4 separate regions of the Mus musculus genome follow, and all the other regions are linked to region 1. A link is a loop called in an ENCODE intact Hi-C map of the cell type or tissue named here. Cell type or tissue: left cerebral cortex. All regions are shown on one strand.

Evidence for each region. Hi-C counts contacts between places; a loop is a spot of excess contacts. Peaks named below come from ENCODE experiments on the same cell type or tissue, not always from the same donor. Only the 100,000 strongest peaks of a DNase experiment are listed, where the experiment ranks them.
Region 2: it touches region 1 in a loop (13-fold over the local background); 19 of 42 quality-filtered maps call a loop at or near these places.
Region 3: it touches region 1 in a loop (7-fold over the local background); 32 of 42 quality-filtered maps call a loop at or near these places.
Region 4: a loop joins it to region 1, with 2.3 times the contacts of the local background. A loop is called at or near these places in 5 of 42 quality-filtered maps.

The regions. Positions count from the first base shown.
Region 1 is chr8:9,230,885-9,235,884 of GRCm38, forward strand. It overlaps Fam155a (family with sequence similarity 155, member A), which reads right to left. Exons shown (of 3, transcript NM_173446.2): 2 at 2,050-2,221. Among named protein-coding and RNA genes, the nearest start is that of Gm39128, 66 kb to the left of the region's middle. In left cerebral cortex, a CTCF peak has its summit at 2,619 (motif pointing right); DNase peaks (open chromatin) are centred at 2,639, 4,373 and 4,814; H3K27ac peaks cover 321 bases.
Region 2 is chr8:9,577,417-9,582,416 of GRCm38, forward strand. The region is part of intron 1 of Fam155a (family with sequence similarity 155, member A); the gene reads right to left. Among named protein-coding and RNA genes, the nearest start is that of Fam155a, 190 kb to the right of the region's middle. In left cerebral cortex, a CTCF peak has its summit at 3,022 (motif pointing left); DNase peaks (open chromatin) are centred at 2,945 and 4,594.
Region 3 is chr8:9,932,747-9,937,746 of GRCm38, forward strand. No RefSeq gene overlaps it. Among named protein-coding and RNA genes, the nearest start is that of Lig4, 41 kb to the right of the region's middle. In left cerebral cortex, a CTCF peak has its summit at 2,671 (motif pointing left); DNase peaks (open chromatin) are centred at 196, 2,664 and 3,900.
Region 4 is chr8:9,347,037-9,352,036 of GRCm38, forward strand. The region is part of intron 1 of Fam155a (family with sequence similarity 155, member A); the gene reads right to left. Among named protein-coding and RNA genes, the nearest start is that of Gm39128, 180 kb to the left of the region's middle. In left cerebral cortex, a CTCF peak has its summit at 1,940 (motif pointing right); a DNase peak (open chromatin) is centred at 1,934.

The sequences.
Region 1 (5,000 bases):
TATGCCTGGAACTCTCACTCACACTGCCAGATAGCAAGAATGAGTGCAAATCACTTTAGCATAGCTCCTGCTGTGCAACCCAGCTGAAGTCTGCAACCTCAGATGACAGCCCAGACACAGAGTCTCCCCCAAAGCCTTGTCCCACCCCAGAAGAGAGCCATGTTTCTTCCTGCTGTGTGAGTTCACAAAATTTCTGTGTGGTGGGTCTGAAAAAACAACTTTAGAGTTCTGAGCTTAAGTAACAGGAGGGTCACAAAGCTGGCAGAAAGCATCCCCAGACAGACCTCCGAGTGCTCAGCACCAGGAGACTCTGAAGTCCTCCAAGGAGCTCTGAGTGTCTTCTGGGCCACTGACAGAGTTCTTTTTTGTCACCTTTCCTTAGAGATGTCACTATAGCTACAAACATGCAGATTTTACAAAACCCAACACAGCTAAAATGCAAGTTGTCCACGAGCCAAAAGGTGCAGAAAGCTACCTCCAGTAGCCTTGAAGGCATCTAGAGAACTCTGCAAACACAGGTAGAGGCCAAGAGGTGATGAAGGTCATGAAATGCAAACCCATCTACATCTTCACAGCATGTGTGGTGTCCTGGGCTGGGGATAGTTATTGTGGTTCACCAGCAAAAAGCCAGCTTGTGTGATGGGAGAAGTGCCCTTCTGCTCACCAGGGCTGGCACTTTCAGGGCACTGACTGTGTCTTGATACTTTGTTACAGTGAACAGCATGGGCCTGGAAACCACCTGATACATTGTCACGATGAGCACAAACCACTTGATACATCGTCACACTGAGCATTGCAACTGGTCCTTATTTTATTTATTGATTTTATGTGTATTAGTGTTTTGTCTGCATGTATTTCTGTATACCACATGCACGTCTTGTATGTACAGAGATCAGAAGCAGGCACGGAGTCATCTGGAAGCAGAGTCATTGATAGGTGTGATCCACCATGTGTGTGCTGGGAAACAATCCCAGGTCCTCTGTGGGAACAATTGCTCTTAACCTCCGAGCTATCTTTCTAGACCCCTTTTAATTATATTTTTTATCTTTAAGTTTATTTTGTGTGTGTGTATGTATGTCCACAGCATGCGTGTAGAGGTCAGAAGACAACATGGACAACTGGGTTCTGTCTTTCCAGCATCTGGGTCCAGACACTGAACTCTGGTAGTCAGGAATTGCAGCAGGCACCTTCACTCACGCGGCTGTCTCTGTGGTCCTGCCGGTGTTCAGTGGAGCTTTTAAAAGCCCAATATACAAAGAGAATTTTCTTGTTTTCTAAGACTAACTTTTATGCTTAAAACTCAAAAGTTAAGCGTGCTATGAATCAAGTAAATTGTTTTTTTAAAATTGGGTCTTCCCTCCTCTTCTGAAAGGAAAGAAGTGAATTCCAAAGAGCTCACATCAGCAGAGCACTCAGCAAGGGTGCTCTCCCCGTGCTCAGCAAGGGTGCTCTCCCCGTGCTCACTCAGCAAGGGTGCTCTCCCCGTGCTCAGCAAGGGTGCACTCCCCGTGCTCAGCAAGGGTGCTCTCCCCACTAATGACCTGTCAGGATGAGACTGTTCTTAGCTTTGACCCTGTGTTCTCTGTCTGCCTAAACTACATAACACTCATGGGTTTCTGGACACCAGAGCTGGTGTTGGCATCCTGCCCATCTCGATTCTTTGCCAAAAAAAAAATAAAGGAGATATTGTTATCAGAAAATATAAAAATCACCTGTCCTGGCCTCTTTTGCCCCAGTGTGTACATGCGTGATCCAGGCTGACATCTCCTTTTGTCCTCAATACTGATTAAGATACGGTGACAACATTCATCACAAAATAGGAAGGAGTCATTGATAAAATTCCCCCTAGACTCTGCAGCTATCCTCAGGAGACATTCACAGAGAGTCTCGGTTGCAGCATAGCTGTGTGATAGAGACATCGACCCTTGTTTAAATCACATTGGGAGGCTTTTCTGGGCTCAGGCCACATAAAAATACCTTTGGGCAGTCTCGGGGTTTTGGAAGCAACATATTGATGGAGATCAAAGGAGGGCCCCACCCAGCCTGTACCTGTGCAGATGAAGCTGGAGAGGCCTCCGTAAATGACTTCGTCATTGTCGGGCAATATGAATGGACACCTTGTCTGCACCTCCAAGCAATATTGCTTGCAAGGAATGGTCTTTCTGCAGTTAAACTGTGTGACTTCAAAATACTGGGAGCAGAGCCAGGCTTTGTAGACAATCTGAAAAACAAAGAGAAAAAAAAATCAGAGCTGTGGAGGGATGCTACACACGTTTTTTTTTAATAAGGATTAGGCTGGGTGGAGAGAGCATGCTTCAGTTTTACATGGGTCGGAAACAACTGGGGTAGAGCTTTTTACAGCTCCACATGGTAAGAATGCCGCTGTGAGTACCTGCAGTGAGGGTATTGAATACAAGCCTATGGAGAATGGAAAAGGTATTTAATTTAAAGAACTCTTGGAAAACAGTGCATTTGAACCAACTCTAAAGTTTTTAGGATCCAGTGATATATAAAGTAAAGAACACAATAAGCCCCGCTGATAATGTAACTCACTGCAGTGGGGCAGAGACTCAGTTGCTCTTTCCCACCTCTCATACCTCGATTGGGCACTAGGTGGCGCGCGAAGCGCTTTGCAAGGACTCCTGCAAGGTGCAAAAGCATGTGGGCTGTTACAGCTTGCTTTGCCCACAGCAGACAGCAACAAGAACTGGGTGTTTGCATCTGTGACTCACACGGACTGCACTGAAAACCTCACTGAAAACGGAAACACTCAGTACAAATCAGACATAATCTGCTCCATTTGATTAGAAGAATGGTCGTTCCTACCCCAGAATCCTGCAGTTGACCTTTGACCCAGTGCAATCTATCTTCGCTAAGTATTTATGGACTCTACTGACTGTGTGGCTTTCACTGATCTCTTTCTCTGTGTGATTACTGGGGAAGTAAGCACTGAAAATTCGCCCCTTCCCCCTACCGTGAAGTAAACTAAGTCTGAATTTAAACAAAGCAGCATAGATCTGTGAAATTCAGTTTCTTTCCAGGTCTTTAGCAACAGTGGATTCTGCTAGTTTCTAGGAGTAAATAATACTATTTAGTTAATGTTTCATCCATTATACTCTACCTTGAAAAATGGATGGCTTAGCAATAAATGTACATGAATAAAATATAAACTAGGATGAAAATGAAACGTATTTAACAAATTTATGTATTTTCCTAGCAAATTAAATTTTTTTTCAGCCCCGATTCTTGGCATTTAGAATATATTGACTGATCACATATTTCTTGAGGACAGTAAGTACGGAAATAAATAGAAAGTTTTAGAATTCAAAGCCCAAAATCCGTAGATTTCCCGACTTTTGTTTTTAGTGGTTATGTTGTGCTTAATCAGAAAATGCTTTCAAAAACATACGGCCGTTAACAGGGTTTTCAGACAACTGTAAACAACTTGACTCGGGTACCTGACCAAAGCCCATTTATTATGAGCTAATTGTTCTGGGATTACCTCACAATTTCTTATTAGTTTCACAAAAATCACGTTTTATTCTTTGAAGAAAAGGTCTCTAAAGGCAGCAAAGATGAATATGAAATTTATTAATAACTATAGATGGCCAACGTAGCGTTTCTTGCAGTCAGTAATGATTTACCATCATCCTGATCACTTTATGCCTGTGTGCATGGAGTTTCGAATGAATCCTAACATAACAATGACCAAGGAGGCTGCTGAGAAACCTTGTGTTTCAGCTGGCAAGTCCAAGTATGCCATGGGCTCCCAGGGTGGTAGGTGTCCTGTGGACCAGCTAACACCACAGAATAAGGGGCAGAAACATCAACTTCACAAGAAGGAACAGAGAAGTGGTGTCTAAACTGCACTTGGGGTAAAGCATCAGTGGGGGACGCTTTTTGATCAACCTATACCAGTGTGACAAAATCCGACAGGGGATACAGCATTTATGATGTCAGTGAAGCCATGGTGTCTGGGTGCCCTAAGCGCTTTGTGATTTCTGGCTTTAATTACCTTTGCTAGGTGTTAGAAGCAAGTGGGCATTTTCGTATGTACAGGCTAGTGATAAAACTGCATGCTAGTGGAAGCCCTCACTGAATATTTACGGGGCTCTGTAGTCTTTAGACTACAATGGTCTGCTCTATTTTAAAGACTCTTTCTGCACATACAGAAAAAGCTCCAGGGATTCCATGGGCACCACTCTGTCTCCAGTCCTGCCCGACTGGCTATTCACTTTTTTGTTTTTTTAAGACAGAGTGCCAGGCTGGCCTTGAAATCACTATGTCGTCAAGGATGACCATATTGCCCCCATCTCTCTGGAATTGCAGTATGGCACATATCTAGTTATGCTGTGCTAGGGATAGAACCCAGGGCCTTGTTCACGTTAGGCAAGCATGCCACCAACTGAACTACACCCTCAGGCAGCTTTATATCCTTTCAGATCCGTAAGTCTGAGTGTCAGGTTATGACCTGTCTACATCCCCACTCCACCCACAGACCATGGGGTGGCACTGAGTGATGCATTCTGAGATATGGACATATCCTTTGCACCCTTTCCCTTGCCATGATCCAGCTGAGATGCACCCATTTTTATTCTTGCTCCATCCCATTCCCATTGCAGATATTTGTTCCTGCCTCAAGAAGTGAGCGAGCGGCCAAAGCAGAGTGAGTTTTTTTTTTCTCATCACCAGGCAGAAGAGAGAGAGAGAGAGAGAGAGAGAGAGACAGAGAGAGAGAGAGAAGAGAGAGCGCTCGCGCGCGCGAGAGCCCTCCAGCCACCACAGTGAGCCAGCACGCATGCAGCCAGCTTCCCTGCCCTTCAGTTCTGTGGTGAACGTGAATGTTTAGATAGCCATAGAAAGCTCCCATCTGAGAAATACATTTCTGTTCCCAGGCATCTGTTGAGAATCAGCAGCGGGAACCACGAGGAGGAAACAAAATAAGGGAGGACAGAGAAGAAATATTTATCATAATGTGAGAGATTAAAGCAGGGGAATGG
Region 2 (5,000 bases), 350 kb after region 1:
ATAAAAATCCATGCAACAACCAGAACCCTAAGGTCAGTAATATTCTGGTTTGGGTTAGTTCTTTTCTGAAGACAGGGAGTGTGAGCGATTCAAACTACATTACTGTGTGATAGAACATCCTCACAGCTTGTGGGGGACATAGTCTACTGCCTGTTGTTGTCACCAAACAACTGCATGCTAAAAACCAAAACCCACAATCATGTTAGATAACATAACGTTTCTTAAAAAAATTTACAATAGCTATTGCAAATTGAGATGAATTCTACATATGAATGATGAAGTTTCACTTATAGGAGTTTATTCCATTGATATCGTCATTCATGTCAATAAAGGTAAACACTGGAATGTTCTCCATAATGTTATTTATTAACTCAACTGGTTGGTGTCCTAAGGACCTGCCAATAGGGAACTGATAACATTAGTAGTGCAATCCATATAATCAGTGAACTGTACATGGGGGTGTATGATCCAACACAAACCACTACCAAAATTCATTCATAAAAAGCTAAATTCAAAACCAATAAATCCCATAATAAGGAATCTCTGAGGAAAACAAGGCATGAAGATGCAATCAGGTGTATGCACACGCCCTGTATCCAGCACCAGAGCGCCATCCCTGGGCTCTGCCTGCTATCACTGACTTCTCCAAGCCAACAGCATCCCTGACCTCACACCTGTCCCATCGACCTCGGAATCATTGTCTCTCCCATTGGCTACTTTCCCTTATGTCCTTTGGAAGTCTGACATCTCTTTCCTTCATTACGGAATGACATTCCATTGTATGACTAGACCAAGGTCTGTATATCTATTTACAGACCTTGTACATACATTTGCTCCTTTACAACAAACATTCAGGTTTGTGTATGAGCTTTTATCTTCTTTGAATAAACATTGGGAATTGTGCAAGTTGGAGAGGATGGTAGGAATGCATATGGTTTTGTAAGAAGTGAACAATCCCGGATCCAGCGTTGTTCTTCATTCCACATCAGTGAGTGTGTGTTACTGCTGGCCTTTCCTCTCATTGCAGGATGTGCTGCAATTACTACTGATGCATTTGCCTTCCATCTGAGTTAGTGTTTCCTAAGGACATCCCAGGCTGAATACCTCCCCATAGGTTGCCAGCATTCCGACTTTCTTCTTTGATGAGGACTTTGTTCAGGTCTCTTGGTCATCTTTGATAGTTTGTTTCACTAGTGAGATATATATATATATATATATATATATATATATATATATGTATATATATATATATATATATATAATGTGTGTGTGTGTGTACATGTATATGTATATATGTGCGTATATTTTTTTCCAAGACAGAGTTTCTCTGTGTAGCCCTGGCTGTGCTATAGCTTGTTCTGTGGACTATGCTGGGCTTGAACTCAGAGATTTACCTGTCTCTGCCTTCAAAGTGCTGGGATAAAAGGAGTGCACCTCCATGCCCAGCTTCCTTGTATCTTTTTAATACAATGAATTAACTGGGAATGTGTTTTGTAAACACTTTTCCAAGCTCTGCCTCAATTTTTTATTCTGCTAATAGCACTTATTTGAATATTGGATGAATTTGCTTCTTCTTGTTCTAGAACTTTTAGGTGTGCTGCCCATCTGCTAATGTATGCTTGCTCCAGTTTCTTTTTGGAGGCACTCAGAGCTATGAGTTTTCCCCTTAGGACTGCTTTCATTGTGTCCCATAAGTTTGGGTATGTTGCGGCTTCATTTTCATTTAACTCTAAAAAGTCTTTAACTTCTTTCTTTATTTCTTCCTTGACCAAGTTATCATTGAGTAGAGAGCTTCCACGTGTATGTGTGCTTTCTATTATTTATGTTGTTATTGAAGATCAGCCTTAGTCTGTGGTGATCTGATAGGATGCATGGGATTATTTCAATATTTTTGTATCTGTTAAGACCTGTTTTGTGACTTATTATATAGTCAATTTTGGAGAAGGTACCATGAGGTGCTAAGAAGAAGGTATATCCTTTTGTTTTAGGATAAAATGTTCTGTAGATATGTGTTAAATCCATTTGTTTCATAACTTCTTTTAGTTTCACTGTATCTCTGTTTAGTTTCTGTTTCCATGATCTGTCCATTGATGAGAGTGGGGTGTTGAAGTCTTCCCACTATTATTGTGTGCAGTGCAATGTGTGCTTTGAGCTTTAGTAAAGTTTCTTTAATGAAAAAAGTGGTTATTGTTCTTTTCTTACAAGAACTTGCAGTCTCCAGGGTTTGTGTGACTAGTTGGATTACTCAGATACACGAATTCTGGAGTCTTGAGTTAAACATCTGGAGATTAAAATGCCCACAGAATTGGAGGACGTAAGGCTGTTCTCTGCCTCCACTGAGAAAGTCTCAAACAGCTCTCCGAGGTGTCATAAGCAAAAGCAGTAACAACATTTGCATAAGTGGGTTTGAAAACATGTTGACAGTGTAGTCAGAGGGTAGAACCCTCATAATCCTATGAGTTAAAATGTTGGTGTATTTAAAATAGATAAATCAGATGTTTAACTTTGGTAAACACCCAAGTTGAAGACATGGGTTATAAGATTAATTATCTCATACTAAACTGCTTTCACTATGATGTGTACTTACTGAATCTTGTATATATTTACTTTTACTGAATTTTTACTTGCAAATAAAACTTTTCATGGAGAAAGGTCAGAAAATATTATGATTCATTCTTGAGGAGTACCTCTGAAATGCCATGGTTCCGTTAACAGAACTTAAGGGAGAAGCCTTCACACAACAGTGACAGTTCTGTGGATCCATCAGTTTATATAACAAACTCTCTTGGAGGAGACTTTATATTTTGTGTCACACTGTGTCCTGCAGCAATGTGGAAACAATGGTTCCCAGCACAATGACACAGACATGTCAAGTCCTGTCCACTTGAGTTACCCAGTGTGACTGCTTTCCAGGTCAACCGTGTATATAAAGGAAGGGCTACAATTCCTGCCCATTAGACCAGCCAAGGTCTTAGGGGCCACCAAGGACCAGCTGTAAGGCCTATACAATGAAGTTGCGCCATCTGCTGGCTATAATTTTAAGTTTTTAGCAAAATAAGGCCATTGCCGGATACTTAAGGAATATAAATTCATTGTTCAACCTGACATTTAAAATGTGGTACATTTACACAATGGAGTACTACTCAGCCATTAAAAACAATGAATTTATGAAATTCTTGGGCAAATGGATGTATCTGGAGGATATCATTCTGAGTGAGGTAACCCAGTCACAAAAGAACACACATGTCTTATGCACTCACTGATAAGTGGATATTAGCCCAGAAGCTCAGAATACCCAAGATACAATTCACAAACCACATGAAACTCAAGAAGAAGGAAGACCATAGTGTGGATACTTCTATCCATCTTAGAAAGGGGGAACAAAATGCCCATGGAAGGAGTTACAAAGTGTGAAATAGAGACTGAAGAAATGACCATCCAGAGACTGACTCACCTGGGGATCCATCCCATATACAATCACCAAACTCAGACACTGTTTTGAATGCTAACAAGTGCTTGCTGAAAGGAGCCTGATATAGCTCTCTCCTGAGAGGCTGTGCCAGTGCCTAACAAATACAGAAGTGGATGCTCACAGCCATTCATTGGACTGAGCATAGGGTCCCCAGTGAAGGAGCTAGAGAAAGGACCTAAGGAGCTGAAGGGTTTTGCAACCCCATAGGAGGAACAACAATATGAACTAACCAGTACCCCAGAGCTCCCAGGGACTAAACCACCAACCAAAGAGCACACATGGTGGGACTCATGGCTCCAGCTGCATATACAGCAGAGGATGACTTAATCAGACATCAGTGCTGGGAGAGGCCCTTTGTCCTATGAAGGCTCTATGCCCCAGTGTGGGGGAATGCCAGGGCCAGGAAGCTGGAGTAGGTGAGTTGGTGAGCAGGAGGAGGGGGCAGTGACAAGGGGAGGGTTTTTTTTTTTTTTTCCAGAGGGGAAACCAGGAAAGAGAATAACATTTGAAATGTAAATTAAGAAAATATCCAATGAAAAAACAAAACATAAAAGCATATGACATAAAAAGTGAACATTGGTTTCCTTGTTTCATGTATAGAGAGGATAAACTTGGTGAAAGACTTATAGTGTGTTCACCAACTTTGCCTTTGGTATTTAATCTACACTTTCTTAATCCTGATTTATTTTTATTTGAGAAGCACAATAACAAGGAAGTGATAGCCCTGAGCATGCCAAGATACTTTAACCTCATGCTGCTGTTGTTACATGGTATCAAGTGTCAAATCACAAAATCCAATCTTGGTTTATCTTATTTGAATGAATATCCCAGGTTGCCATCAGTATTTATATCTGACTTGGTTCTGTGTATACAGAGGAGGGATTCTCTACCATCGATGCACACAGGGAAGTACTAAAAACAAAACCTCAGTCTATGGATACAAAATAAACCTAGATTGAAAGCTGGCAGGCACAATGCAGAGGTGAATTAATTACCTTAGAGAGGGAGGCAGCATTTCTGTTTACTTCTCTCTTGTCAGGAGGTGTCACAGTGTGCCCACCCACGCTCTCCCCTTCCAGGACTGTTGCTGAGGCAGCAGAGGTATCGGCTGCTTTGTGTAAGTTCCTAGGAAGCGTTCCATGAAGCCACGACTTCAACAACATGTGGGAGGATGACTGGGTTTCAAGCACTAACAGTCTAACTGGAGACATCAGGGCTGAGTCAAAGACAGGAAGATGGATGGGTACAGGATTCCATCTTAGTGTTCAGAGACATAGGGTTACTCTCTAACACAGCACACATAATTTCAAACTTGGGAGATCATCTGCGTTGATGAAAACGAGGTACTCAACTAAAAATAACCTAGCGTGACATCTTTTAAACTTTAATTTTATTTAGTGTGTGGCTGCCAGGGGGTATAATGCATGTGGCATGGGTATGCACATCAATATCTAAAGGAAACGAAGGGGAATCAGTTCTCTCCTTGTACCACATGGGTCCCAGAGATTAAATTTAGGTCACCAGGATC
Region 3 (5,000 bases), 700 kb after region 1:
TTCTGGGCAGGTAGGATGCTAAAGCCCATGCCCACAATGACATACCTACTCTGACAAGGCTACACCTCCTAATAGTGCCACTCCCTGGGCCAGCATATTCAAACCACCACATGCACTTACTCTGCTTCTCCAATAGATGCTCCACCTATTTCCTGCACTGATCCTGGAATTGGCCATTTTCCCAGAAGCCCTTAGCTCCTCTTGTTGGCAACAAGAATTGAAACTAGCTATGCTCTGTGGTGCTGGGACACACTAATTCTCTTATGCCCTCTGAGCTGACAGAGCAAAGAAGTATGCAGCTCTAGTGGGGGTGAGATAGTTCTCTCTTTAGCTTGTGAATTGAGAATAGTTTAATGTTTTGACACTTTCAGAGTTGTGGTCTCTTCTGTCTTGCACACTTCTCAGGGCCTGGCCCTCAAGCTCTCAGATGGCACCGCTGAGAGTCCATGATGTCTATCAGATCCTTCCTTCCTTCATGACAGCTCGTTTCTCTAGTGCTTAGGAAAGTCCCACCTACTCCTCAAACTGAATCTCTTGGACAGTAAAGGCTGAGGGAGGACAAGTGACTCAGACTGCCTAGGTCCTCTCTCCAAGCCCTAGCTGGATTGATTAACAATCTAAATCAAATGTTGCATCCTGACTGCTCTGAGACAGTCTGAAGCAGTGCCCAGCTGTTCCATTCTGATGGGGATTTTAAGCCTTTTGTCCAGCTTTATTTCAAAACCACTAAATGCTGCAGGGGAGCATAGAGTGTAGAATGGCAGGGTCCACACAATGCAGTTGGTTGCTCTCAGGCATTGTTGACCTTCAAGTTCAGTGGCCGGGGTAGATTTCCACTGCTGCTCAGGGTTGCTGTCTTGGCATTTATTTTAGCAGGGAGGTTACCTTACAGGGAGCTTAGAGAATGCTTTAAAATGCCGTGTTTTACATCTAGGATCGGAGACATTTGCTCTGCTAGATACCACCCATCATAGCGAAAATCAGAAACCCCAGCAAGGTGATCTTAAAGCCCACTTTGAGTACCTTATTAATCTGGCTTTAATTGCTCCAGGATGCATTTTCATTCTTAACACAATTCTGTTAGAACAAAACAACAACTGCTTCTTAATAGTCCGTGCCAGCCTTTCCAACTGCCTGCCTGAATGACTTGAAGAGGATCTTTGGTCAGAGTTGGATGCAGAAGAATTTCAAGCTTAGCTTTGTGTTTCTTTTAATCTATTCTAGTCCCTCCCTTTTTTAAAAAATTAGAAATAAAAGTGGTTCATTTCCCATGCAAGAACCCTCTTGGAACAGTAACCAAAAGGGTAAAACGGTGACATGAATACTTTGGCGATAACCAACAGCTCTCTAATTAGATTAAGGCATAATTAGCAAGAGAAAAATTATGCCGGGTGCTGAAAAACCTAGCCAAGTACTAGTGAAGTCACAGTTGTTGGAGAAGCACCTACAACTGTCCCTTTACTAAGCTAGCATAATCATTAGCTACATTGTAAATATTTCTCCTTGTACCCACTGGTAACTGTAGTCCTCACCTCTCATCAAAGAAACTTCTCTTTGCAACAGATGAATATACAGAAGATCATAACCAATCAACATAGAGAGTTGTAGAGCCCAGTTCCAATGGATACATCTCCAAAAAAACCTCCGGCACCTAGACTCAGGAAACCTTGTGGAAAGGGGATCAGAAAGAGTGTAAGGGCCAAAGGTTCAAGGGGTTTGCTGTCAGATTGTGTCTCATAGAAATATCAGAAGCTACACTCATGAAGTCTCACCAGCATGACTGCCCAAACATGACCTGAACAAGGAGGACAATAGACATGTCAGAGTGGACTGCAGAAAGACCACGAGGCCTCAGCCTACACAAGGAACTACAGGCAGCCAAGGAATGCTCACAGTAGGGGAAATGGCTCACATCAAGGAAGAGCACACCAATTAGTTATCCACTACCAAATGGCCAGCCCACATACATATAGTGTGTGTGCGTGTACGTGTGTGTGTGTGTGTGTGTGAGTGTGTGTGTGCTCATTCCACCTCCCATTAGCCATGGCTGCAGAATAGTCAGGCTGGGCCATGCTTGGGCTCAACAAAATAAACCAGGGGTCACTTGGGCTGACCATGCTCTTTCTGCCTGCATGGAGCTAGGCAAGAAAGAGTGAGGCGTCACACTGTTTGCACAATCACTCTAGAAAGAGAAACTGCAAAACCAAGTCACACCCAGCCTCCCCTTTTAAGAGATTGTGCAATGCATCCAGGTAGAGGTAATGAGGAATACAGAGAGCCACTGTGAATGAGAAGGCTCTAGGTTTGTTGGTTTTCTGCTGTTTATTTCCACCCCTAACATTCTTCTGCTGTTCAGGCTGCCTTTCCTTTGGCCAATATTGACATTAGTCCAGTAACCATTACTGAAAGAGCCAGGGAGGTATGCCTTATCGCAACAGTGGGAAGTATACCGTATTACAACACAGGACCTGGAAGGCACAGGTCTAGGCCCAACCCTTGACGTTAACCTCCGTGTGATGAACGTCTCTCCAGGAAAAACCTATTATTTCACACCTTTAACACACTCGCCTGCTATCACCACAGTAAATAGAGAAGAACCAGGCAGTCCACTCTGTTGATGCAGGTTTTCTGAGATTCTTGCCTCTGTGGCATTGTATGCTGCCACCTGGTGGAGATACAAAGAATTGTTCCAGTTGCCTGAGGTGATGGGTTGTGACCCTGGTTGACATTGGTTCCCTAAATGAGGGATTGGATCTTGGTGTTAGGAGACCACACAGGTAGAGTGTGAGGATCCCCCGTTGCGTTTACACGACATTCTACAACCCCACTCTCCGGTCTGAGTTCTTCCCACAATCTAAGACTCTCTTAAGTGAAAATTTCCAGAAATAAATATTTCACAACCTTTTACACTAAAGTCCATTCTGAGGACCTTGGTGAAATAGTGTGGGTTTCTGACCCGTTCTACTAAGGCACACAGGGAACCACACATGTGTGCTCTGTGCCCAGGCTGTATGTGACCCGTCCCACTCAGGTGCACAGGGAATCACTTGTATGCTGTACCCACACGTGTGCACTACACCCACACGTGTGCACTATACCCACACATGTGCGCAGTACCCATGCTGCATTGCTGTTTCCCTGTCATTTGCCCTGCAACCATTTTGAAAATCAGAGCAGCTGTCACAAACGTCTCTATGCTTCTGTTCTAATAATCCTTATTTTACTCAATAATGGTCTCAAAGTGCAGAGTTGGGATGCTTGTGGCTTCCCAGGGCATCACTAGAACCATTTTTGTTATGTTATTTGATGTGCACTTCACCAATTTTAACATAAGACTATACCTTCCCACAAATATATCCATAAGAAAGGAACCTACAAGATCAAGTCCTACCCAGTTTCACACCTGCATTGTGCCTGCCATCAGGAAGCACACAGGGGTAAATGGTGGGTGGTTGTAATCCAGTACTGTGGTTATAAGTCACATTTTAAAGAGTGGTAGAATAAAATATAAAATATAGGTATGTGTGACATTTGAAAAATGAGTTTTCCTTTAAATTGGAAGAAATTAAATTGTTGATATTATGAAATACTTTAAATTTTTAAATGGATGAAAGGCAAAACAAAACTGGGAAACCAGCAATCTCCTCCCAGAGAATCAAGGGAAAATACTAAACTTATTTTTATGGTTTTTTTTCCCACTAGTCCCCCTAGATATCAGCTTTTTGTCAGAGTGTTAAGTTCTATAATGAGAACCATATTTTTGATATATTCTATTTTGGAGCTTGGTTCCCAAGCCAAAGACAAATTTATATGAAATCCCAGAATATGATATGGCACAATTTCATAAATAATGCCTAGAAAAGATAGCACTTCATGGTTCCAAAGTACTCACCCTCAAATAGACTCTCAACACACATGAGATTCACAAGGCTAGGAGCACTGGGGACACATGGGGACACAAGGTGACATAGCTTCAGCTGTCAGAGTCCTGGGACTCACTTCCAAGAGTTCTGCATAGCAGATGCATGCATCCCATAAGAATTCCTGCATCCATGATTACTCTATCTAGGAGGAGCTTAGGTGAGGGACAACATGCCCATGTGATAAAATTTCTTTTCCTGGTTACTATGCAAAGGCATACTTCTGAATCTCTCAGGACTCTTTGCTGTGACCATCATACCCTGTGCATCTGGTGGGTGTTGAGGAAAAAGTGATAATGAAAAGCTATCTTTATGGATATCTTCCCAAAATTCTGCTTAACACACACACACACACACACACACACACACACACACACACACACACACACACACTGAATTCCTTTCTTGAGATTCTAGGGATAATTTATCTTGCCCTAATCACAACCAACAACCCCTCCAATACTAGACTCCAGGTAGTAAATGTATTCTTCGGTGAAAAGAGTTATTGGAAGAGTTGAGTCTGTTCGAAGAGAGCCATGGCTTGCGCTGTCTCGTATACTCCAGAGTTTTGAGAGGCAACTCACAATGCAACTCAAGCTTAAGTCACAAAATCTATCTTGGGAGGATTTGAGGATGAAATCTTCAAGAACAACCTTAATACTTATGCTTTAAATATTGTTGGACAGTCTATCCTGCCCAAGTCAGATCTAGAAGTGGCCTTATGTATGAGTTTCTTTTTATAATATAGCCATTGCGGAATGCTACTTTTAACAACATTTAGTTTGTAAACTAACCTGTCAGATAGGTAGATAGATAGATAGATAGATAGATAGATAGATAGATAGATAGATAGATAGATAGATGATAGATAGATAGATAGATAGATAGATAGATAGATAGATAGATAGATAGATATCGCATTCATTTCTGAATGTAAACAAATATTTAATCAGCCAAATTTAAAGTGGTTATCTATCAAGTCTTAAATTCAAGCAGATGTTTAGGTTTCGCCTTATGATGTGAGGCTGTGGATGTGTTGCTTACCAAGGTTGGTGAATAAAGAGAAGATACAGTAAAATT
Region 4 (5,000 bases), 120 kb after region 1:
AAGGAGATTGGAGCTTTTCTTAATGACCTTACACCAACTGAATTATCTACAAGGACTTTATCTCCAAATGAGGTTTCACATTCTGGGGATCAATGACTCAATGCACCCGTTTGGGAAAACACAATTCAGCCAAAACCAATGTGTTCCAGGCCTGTGTCACCATGCTTCTATTAGACTTTCCTGAGCTTAAACCTACATTGAAACTGTTTTTTGAAAGTCTGGCTCTGCCTTGGACTGAGCAGTCCTGTCCCGAGCCACTTTCCTGAAAGAATGTTAAGCATTCCAGCCTCACCTGCCCAATGTTCAGCTGGGCTGAACTAAGGTGGGACTAAGTGTTCTGTACAAACATTCCGTATGGGTACATTGCATCTACATTCACCTTCCGTGACCATCCCTGACTGTCCATTTAGACACATAGGATTGGGTACTAAGGGTTCTGATATGCAGACACACTAAACTGCTGTGTTCTCGCCACCCAATACAGCCAGTTCTGTGGCATGTGGGCCCAATGCTCCAACATGTTTTGAACAACAACAAAAAGGAGTTTAAATAGTGAAATGGGTTTGAAGCAAAAAAGCCAGAATTTCTTTCCACAGAGGTAAAGGAGCTTACCTTTCATATGGAAATGAGGCCAGGCACAATCTGTCACAAGATTCCTGCTGCCTGACAGCCTGACCTTGGAGAGTGTCATTTTAGCATTCAAACAGAATGGAGGTGCCTTTCATCATTCGTGAATTATAGGACTTTATTTCTTTCTATCTTTGCCCCACAGAAAGACGGGTAGCAAGTTTATTTGGAAAGGTCTCCCCAAACATATCATAGTGCTTATGGATTTAATGGACAAGTTTGAAACGGTACAAAGGCGCACACTGCACTATGCCTTCCCTACAGTCTGCCTGCACTGGGGAACCATGACTAGGTACTTGCCTCTTAGCTCCTCATCTCTGCCATTCAGTCACCAGCTCAGTGCGTGCCTGGCTTTCCTACAGGCAGCTGTGAAGGTTTGTTGTGGTTTGTTTGCTGTTTGCTTGTATTTGTTTGTTTTGTCTAGTTTTAAAGAGAGAAAGGAGTGGAGTTGGATGAGTGGGGATGTGGGAAGGATCTGGGAGGAAATTTGATCGACACTAATGAACACAGCAAACAGGGCAGGAAACGTGAGACCCTGACTCTACACAAGGAAACCCAGCGAGCATAGTAAAGCTAAGAGCAGGAGAGGCGACCTTCCCCATGGAAGAGCGCATCAACCGGCTGCCCAGTGCCAAAGCTCATCTCTGAAAACATTCACACAAGCAACGTTATATGGACTCAACAGCTTATAATTAGAAATAGACATGTATGTATAAATACTCACATGCATTCAGTAAAAATTGGTGACATAAGAGGCCGGGAATTTGAAGGAGAGCAAGCAGGGGATGGGGGTGGGGGGAGGAGTGTTGGTGGGAGATAAAGAAAGGATAAAAGTTGTAATTAAATTATAATCTCAAAAAATCAAACAAACATAAGTATAATACCTACAAGGAATAAACTTTTAAGGATTTGTAAACGAAAAGTAGATCTGGACTTGGACTCTTGGGAGAGGAACTGGGTTAACAAAAGATGGGAGTGTGTAGAGAGGAGGAGAGGCCAGGGCAGACTGCTGATTAAGGATGGAATCGATGGAACCAGTCAGAGCACACACTTGAGGGATGGCTTGCCACTCACTCCAGTGAGAGAGGATGTCGCTCTCCAATCCTAACTCTCTGTGCTCTGCCGCTTCTCCCATAGCAGCGGGAGGATGGACCCTCACAGGAATCAACCAGATGGCTTAGTGGCATTTCTTCTAGACAGGTCCAATTAAAGCATCTATCTCTCCAAATGCCCAAGACTCAGCCCTTTGACCATAGAAGGGACTATTCGCCTGTCACTCTGAGCCTCAGCATGGTCTCTGAAATAGCCACCAGGGGGCAGCATGACCATCTCTGACCCTGACCCCATCCAAGGTAAAATTTTCGTCTGACTCTTCATGTGTGGTTTTAACTGAGAAGAGCCAGCTTCATCTGCTAAGCACAGAAGAAGGCTAAATTTATAACTCAAAAGTTTGTGTAACTACTGTATTGCATTTTTCATTCATAAAATATTTGTAAAACCTATCCCATGCACTCAATACATTTAATATTGTGGTTAAGATACTTTAAAATGGGACAGATTTTCCTCTTGTCCTCTAACGCTTCCTTATTTGAGTTGTCTTTTTCTGGATGAGGTGATTAAATTATATTCAGATATTTACTTTTGTGCAACATTATTATGGCTCCCTAAAACATATATTTCTCGCACAGTTTTGTAACAAAGAGGAGTATTCATGGTGCCCTGACCTTCTGTACTGGCATCAAAACCCTGCTCTGCTCCAGCCCACAAAAACCAAGCAGCACCTCTCCAGCCATGTCTATCCCTGGCAGTCTTTGAAGAATAATCCATCTCTAAGTTCATCTGAGATCATGGGGCTGCTTTCAGGGGCAGGTTTACCTGCTACAACTGTGTAACTACACTAGAGAACATTCGGTCTGTTCCCTTAGAGTCCAACAGGGAACCGATAAACAGTGTATCAAAATTCGAAACATAATTTATCTCTTGATGTTTCCAGGTTGGATTGGAAGAGAAGCTGTATGTGAAAGCCAACAACTTCAGTAATACCCAGCAACATCAGTTTTAGAGATTCTCTAATTATCATGGGGCTCACCTTCAGGAAAACAGAGCGAGGTGCTAAGATGTGTCCTCCTCTTCTGGGCACAGATGTTGACTCTGACTCTTACTTTCCATACGTTCAGAACAGAGAAGGGGTTTTTTGCATGATGCTTTGCTAAGTTATTCCCTGAGATAATGAGACTGACAGTATCTAGATGAGAAAAGGCATCTGCCTGTTGTGCAGGCTTGACAGGAGGTACTTTTGGTAGCACCACACCACACCACACTTTCCATTGCTTTTTTAGTAACTATACTTTGTGCAGCTTCTAATCATGCATACAAATGTCATAATTTCATTTTCTTGGAAGGTATACATGTCTATAAATTAAACATATATTATTTAAATAGGATGTCACACTTACAGTCTTAACAATTATGATTCAAAGACTATAAATCAGCAAGGATTACAAGTAGCATGGGCTCTGTGATTGTGCATGTGCGTGCCAACTGGGAGGCTGGAGACAACATCCATTCCTACCCCAGCACACCATTAAATACACAAAGGCTTTCCGTGACATTTTCTATTTGGCCAAGCTAATGAAGATGCAGTGGGAATTCTTTCAATATTTCTCATGTTCTCAAAAATAACAAGGAAGCACTTGGTCACATCCCAAAGTATATCTTTTTTTTTTAATGTGTGTTAAAGAAGAAAAAGCAATCCAGAAAACATCTGTCATGGAGATAATTAGGAAATGCTTTATCTTCGGAATTCTTCCAGTTTCAGTCATTAGTTACTGGGCTCCACTTGCTATCATCAACCGGGGGGAGACAAAGAATAATGGCGATATATGGAAACCTTAGGGTGGATGTTTAAATGATTTAATTCTGCTGTTAGTACTATGGGAGGGAGAAGCAAAAATGGCTGCAAGTTTTCACAACCAAGTGGCTCATCCCTTCCGACAAACTCTTATAGAATAACTAGAGAGAAAGGCAATAGGACATTCTAGAGAAGGTCTAGAAAGGATATAGTCAATTGGAAAATATGAAGGACCTGGGGAAGGAGACAGGCAAAGCAGCTATCCTGCAGGACTTCCATGTGCTCATGAAACATATGAATCCTGCAGACACGAGGAACACTTGGATTTCACGGATAGGATTGTGTGTGTCTCCAGGGCCAGGTCAAGTAGAATTCTGCAGCTTTAGCCTCAATCTTCCTGAATTTCTCTTCCAGCAAACCAGAGCCTGTCTGAGAACAGGCACATAGCTCTTCCCCATGATCCTCTCCACCCTGTACTCCAGCCCTAAATCTCCAGGGAATCTTCAGATCACTGCAGCTCAATAATGACCTCTGTGGAGGATCATGGCAGACCTGCCTGGTAGTGGTCTCAGAAGTCCTGACACACAAAAACCCATTGAGATGACAGATATGGGACACTTTAGGCCACTGCCTTCTAGAAGAGTAGATGTCGTGATGGGCTGATGACTGCTGAGGCTAAGACAACCCTCACTTCTCATCTGATTGTTCTATGGCTTGGTTTCATGCCATCCCATTGACCTGTGCCCATTCATATCTGCCTCATCCATGGCTCTCAGTGAGTACCCGAAGAGCCAGCCTGCTTCCATCTTAGAACTAAAAGCATCTTAGAAAAAAGACAAACTAGGTTTATAATGATTGGGCCTCTCTGTTTCTCGAGGGTTGGGCTGTGCTTTGCCTGCAGTCTTCACACAGCACAGGTGTCTGTGGAACCCCCCTTCACAGCGAAGTTAGCCTTTTTCTCACTGTTCTCACTGAGGAGTTTGTCAGGCAGGATCTCTTTTCCTCAGTTCCACCTTCCCAGTCTCCTGCTTTCTTCTTCCTGAGCCTTCCTATTTTAATCAGACACGGCTTGGCATGTACCAGACAGCAAGTTCCTGGCTCCTCCCAGAGCTCAGCAAAAAACACCTTTTGTTTGATTCTCTGTGGAAACAAACAGGGGGATGATTAAAAAATAAAATAATTAAAAAACAAGAATAAAAACAGAAAAAGTTTCATTTCTTTTTTGTTTTTGTTTTTTTCTCTTTGAAGAATAAACCAAGAGGTATTTTTTTTTTTTTCCATTTTTTATTAGGTATTTAGCTCATTTACATTTCCAATGCTATACCAAAAGTCCCCCTTACCCACCCACCCCCACTCCCCTACCCACCCACTCCCCCCCTTTGGCCCTGGCGTTCCCCTGTACCGGGGCACACAAAGTCTGCGTGTCCAATGGGCCTCTCTTTCCAGTGATGGCCGACTAGGCCATCTTTTGATACATATGCAGCTAGAGTCAAGAGCTCAGGGGTACTGGTTAGTTCATAAT